2 separate regions of the Homo sapiens genome follow, and region 1 is linked to region 2. Evidence: chromatin loops called from intact Hi-C (ENCODE). Cell type or tissue: IMR-90. All regions are shown on one strand. Region 1 holds the start of LOC102723401 (a long non-coding RNA gene). Region 2 overlaps KLHL29 (kelch like family member 29).

Region 1 (2,500 bases), 210 kb before region 2:
TGTGCTCCAAGCCCTGTTCCCCTGGAGGGGAAGGACCAGCATCTGCCTGTAAAGGGGGCTGTCTGGCAAGGCATCCTCATTTCTATTCACACAGTTCACGGCCTCTGATGTTCTCAGCAGAGAGGAGTGGTGGCTGCAGAGCTTTTCTCTGGCTTCCTTCCAAATACTTTGGGATTCAGTCACCCTTTCTTCTCCTAGAGGACACAGGTAGCTTGATCAAGCTATGGGTTCAGGAAAGATGTTAAGATTTCAACCCCTGCCTTAATGGATGCCTTCTATATCAGCCAGGGTTCTCCAGAGAAACGGAACTAATAGCATAGAAATTATATATATAATATACGATTTATTATAAGGAATCAGCTCCTGTAACCATGGAGGCCGAGAAGTCCCGCGATCTGCAGTTAGCAAGCTGGAGACCCAGGAGCGGGAACTGGTATAGTTCCAGTCCAAAAGCCTGCAGGCTTGAGACCCAAGAAGAGCGGATGTTTCAGTTCCAGTCCAAAGGCAGCAAAAGACCAATGTCCCAACTCAAAGGCGGTCAGGAGAAACCCCTCTTACTTACAGCAGGGTCAGCTTTTGTTCTGTTCAGGCCGACTGACTGATCGGATGAGGCCTTCCCACATTGGGGAGGGCGAGCTGCTTTACTCAGTCTACTGATTTGAATCTTAATCTCATCCAGAAACACCCTCACGGACACACCCAGGATCATCTTTGGCCCAAATACCTGGGCACCTTGTGGCCTGGTCAAGTTGACATGTAAAATTCACTGTCCCACCATCTACTACAAAGACATTGGCTCTGGCTACAATTTTTATTTGAATCTGTGCTTTGGGCAGGGAGTGTCAAGGCAGGAAAAAAAAAATAAATAAAGGCCCAAACAATAATACTAAGCAGGGCTGGAGAATTCCTTCCATGATGACGGAACTTTTCCTCTGGCACTCCCTTCCCAATAAATAAATCCTGCCCACTCCCAGGAGATGCGGTGTCTGCCTCTTCTCCGCCCCCCAGCAAATAAAAGAAATAACACGCTTCCCAGTCGCAGCTGCTCCACACCTCAGCATATGCTCTGCCTCACTTGCTTCCTCACTGTTAAAATGACAACGGACGCCGTCTTCGGTGCTTCCAACACCCTCGGTTCCCTCTCGCGGCCCGGCCTTCCTACGCTGCTACGTTGTGCATTACCCACAACAGCAAAAATGTTCCACTGGTGGTTTCAAGATTCCTAAAAAAATAGATTCAAAACATCTTTAATACTCTCTGAAGAAGCAATACATCACAGGAAAAGCTGTAACCTTTCCTGTTGCTGATACTATCCAGACTGCGGGCTGATGAGGACGGTAACTGCAGCCAATTCGTATTCTGCGTGGCTGCCGCTGGAGGTGCACAGGAGCTGGTCCACCCACCCTCCACACTCCCAACCAAGGAAGCTGCTGAATTTCTGAGTGTTTGCCTAATGCCCTTTTATATAACCTGAAAAGAGTCACAGTACTTGAAGGCAGTATTTTCCAAGAAACAGCCTTCCCCTATTAACGCAACATCCCTGAAAATAATACTGCTGTTTCTACGGCAGTGACAGGCCCTGCATGGAACGCATTTTTCCTTCCTTTTTTCCCCATCACAGAGCCACGGGCAAGAAGCTGCGGCGGCAGAGCCTCGTCAAAGCCAGCTGGACAGAGGGATGGCTACTTGCATTGTTAAGTAGGAGCGCTTCACAGTGACCATGGGCCAGCCTGGAACTGCCTTCCCCCAGGACGGGGGGACAGGCGTGAGTGGGTGTGAAGCACAGGGAAGCTTCTCTGCCTGGTGATCCCAAGAGGGCCTGCAACAGGTGCCCTGCCTGGCTGAAGGAGGAGGCTGCCGGGAAATCAGACTCGGATTTGCCAGGTTGTTTGAAGGTTAATGTTATGGGTAATCAAAGGGAGGAGACAAAAGACAGAAAAATGGAAACCCTTCAGAACAGTGAAAGGTTTCATTTACCTTTGGTAAATAAAAGTGTGTTCATATTTTCACAAGGATTCTTCTATTTCACCAGCTTACAACTCAAACCGGGCTGGGCAAACACGCTGCGATACGGCGGTCACGGCTGTAATTCAGAGAGAATGCTCAGAAATGGGAAACAAAAACACAAGGCAGGATGCCCCTTTGTGCTGGAAGTCAGAATCTCCATGTGTTCTTCTCGCTGCCCGCCGAGGTCTGAGCGGGGCCCTGCTGTGAATGACCCCGGGAACGGTGCCAGAGTCACACAGACTTGGTGCAGACAACAGAGCTACCTTTCAGGGGCTCTGTGTCCTTGGACAGGTCACTAGACTTCTCTGAACCCGTTCGCTCATTTCCAGAAAGGGATAAGATCTCTCTTACAGTTCATGGGGTGCGCAAGAATGATGGGTGCCAAGCCCATGACCCCAGGTTCTGGCAAGGAATCGGCCTCTCCAAAAATGATGGTTTTTATTATTCTCACTATTCTAGAAAATGTCTTTGTGAATTGTTTGCTTGATTGAAA
Region 2 (2,500 bases):
AAGGCATGGACAATGTCATCAGCAGGATCTGTGGAACTGGATGCCAGCCCCTGACCAGAACCAGTCCCTGATGAAGTTCTCATAGGCCATGGAAAAGGAGAAAACCTCAGATAATGCAGCAAATTTTCCAAAACACTAAACGTATTCAACTGCCCTCTATTCAGGGATTACATCTTTCCTACTTTTTGGTGTTAAAACATGCATTGTTTTGTCAAATGATGAGGTGATGAGTAGATGGTAATTTTTAAATGTCATTTTACAAACTAACAACTGGCCACATCTCAATTCCCCGGTTTCCATCATGTTTCATGGTCCGTAAAATAATAAACAATATAACTAACTTTTTTAGAAAAAATGGAGTTGAAAAAAAGGTATTACCTTTATAATCCAAACAATATTGGTATGGATTGAACAAAATTAGAATATTTGTTATGCATGAGAGAAGTATGCCTAATTATCCAATTAAAATAGCTACCTTTCCTTATCCCAGTTATTTTTCCTTATAACATTTATAATTATCTAAATCATACTCCAGTATTTGTTCTCCTTTTTTATGCCAAGTCTTCCTGTGGAGGATGTGTGTTCCACGAGGACAGGATCTGAGTCTGGCTCAAGCTGACACACAGTAGGTACTCAACAAATATGTGTAACATACATAAAGGAAAGAACTTGGACCTAGAGAAGGTGTCTTAAAATATGAGATTCAAGTTTCATGGAAGTTATGGATGGGGTCGACAATATACTAGCATGTGGAACTGTCTGTCTGGAGAAAACTCCTGCAAAGGATTCCTTTGGTCCCCAGTCATTCTGGGAATAAGACATAAAAAGAGAGTAGGTAAACACAGAGGGCAGATTCCTGGCCGGAAGTGTTGGCTTACAGGCTCGGCAGGACGTATTAAGTGGAAGCATACATACAACTCAATTGCAAGCAGCTCTCCACTTCCTGCTCTGCAGAACACTCTCCTTCCCCCAGGCCTCTCAGCTTCCCTTTAGAAAACAAATCGTTTTTACAGTAGTTGATGAGAAAATGCCCTCTTGTGGGCGTGACAGTGGACCACCTCGATCATGTCACGGATTTCTGAAAATGTGGTTATTCCAGAGAATTCCTTCACGAGATTTAAAGGATTTCTTTTTTTTAAATCTCAAACATCAATGCTTTGTTAAAGCAAAAATACATTTTCTAAGAGGCCATTAAACAGTCCTCAATTCACTTCGGCGTGTCTAACTTAGCAATGCAAGTTCTGATTATCTTAAACAGCATCATCACAAAGATAATTATTCTCCTTTCTAAATTTTTGTACGATTTGCTAATGACTGAGTGATTTTTTTTTTAATAGTCATCGCCCAGAATCTGCCTCTTTTTCTGCTCCCAGGGAACCATCACCTGAGATTGACGGGCAGCAATTGAAAATAATAAAATTATGTAAGATGAGCTTGTAATCACCAGCATTTCACAGGAAGCAAAACGCATTTCGTTCTGGCTGAGGAACAGAAAGTTTCTTCCTCATTTTAAATCTGTATCAGAGGTAAAGCCTTCTATTAAAACACAATTCTCTGTACACTTACAGCCTCTGGCAGGCTGCCAAGGAGACTATCATGGAACCACCGCTGCAGAGAAGTAGGCAGTCAAAGGCATCGAGGATTGCTCCTGAGAAAGGATGCAAAGTCTCCAGAATTCTTGGGAGGGCTCTGCCCACAGCTACCCCCCACCTCTTCTGGCCAGGCCTCCCTCCTCAAATGCAAACACATATGCACACACACGCACACACGCTCTTTTTCTGGGAGAGGCATGGCAAAAATAAACACTGAGAAAATTCTTCCCTGTCTTTTGCGCCTGCACACACACACACACACACACACACACACACACACACACTCTCTCTCTCTCTCTTTGGGTTTCATCTTCCCCTTTCTTTTCTCTTTTGGATGTATTATTGTTTTCATCATCATTATTATTAATAAATTGCAAACTCTGCAGTCCAGGACCTGGTTAATTGCACCTTTTTGCTGCATGTAATTTACAGGTACATGTGACCACTTGGGGGCACAGTTATTTGAGAATGCTGGCACTGGCATTCAATAAGGTATGCTTTTAAGGTTTGAAGCCTGCTTTAAGAAAGCCCCAAATCTTGACTCTTACTGGAGCCCCAGCATGGAAGAGAATCCTGAGAATTATTCCTTTAAGGTGAGTCTGAGATTCATTATGAGGGACATTTTTATATGGGATTATACAAAACCATTTGGTTCCTTTCCCATTTTAAAAACTGGTAGTTTAAAAATTTCTTCTACATGGCGGCCTGTCCTTTTTCTGTTTTCATCAGTCTTAATGTCAGCATGGACGTAAACACATACTGCTCACTATGGGATGGGGACGGGCATGGCAAAATTAACTTTCCTATGATAGTTAATTCTTTTGCCTTGTTAGGTAAATTTTTATCTTTCCCAATATGAAAAATACGCTTATTATTTTAAAAACCAGAAAATGTTATGGTAGAAAGAT

What was found. Peaks named below come from ENCODE experiments on the same cell type or tissue, not always from the same donor. Only the 100,000 strongest peaks of a DNase experiment are listed, where the experiment ranks them.
Region 1: a loop joins it to region 2, with 3 times the contacts of the local background. A loop is called at or near these places in 3 of 110 quality-filtered maps.

Annotation. Positions count from the first base shown.
Region 1 is chr2:23,616,540-23,619,039 of GRCh38, reverse strand. All of the region lies in intron 3 of KLHL29 (kelch like family member 29), which reads right to left. It overlaps LOC102723401 (a long non-coding RNA gene), which reads left to right and starts at 1,041. Exons shown (of 2, transcript XR_427010.4): 1 at 1,041-1,884; 2 at 2,033-2,500. In IMR-90, a CTCF peak has its summit at 1,376; a DNase peak (open chromatin) is centred at 1,369.
Region 2 is chr2:23,403,103-23,405,602 of GRCh38, reverse strand. All of the region lies in intron 1 of KLHL29 (kelch like family member 29), which reads right to left. Among named protein-coding and RNA genes, the nearest start is that of LINC02923, 17 kb to the right of the region's middle. RefSeq lists an enhancer at 669-1,250. In IMR-90, a CTCF peak has its summit at 1,046 (motif pointing left); a DNase peak (open chromatin) is centred at 922; H3K27ac peaks cover 404 bases.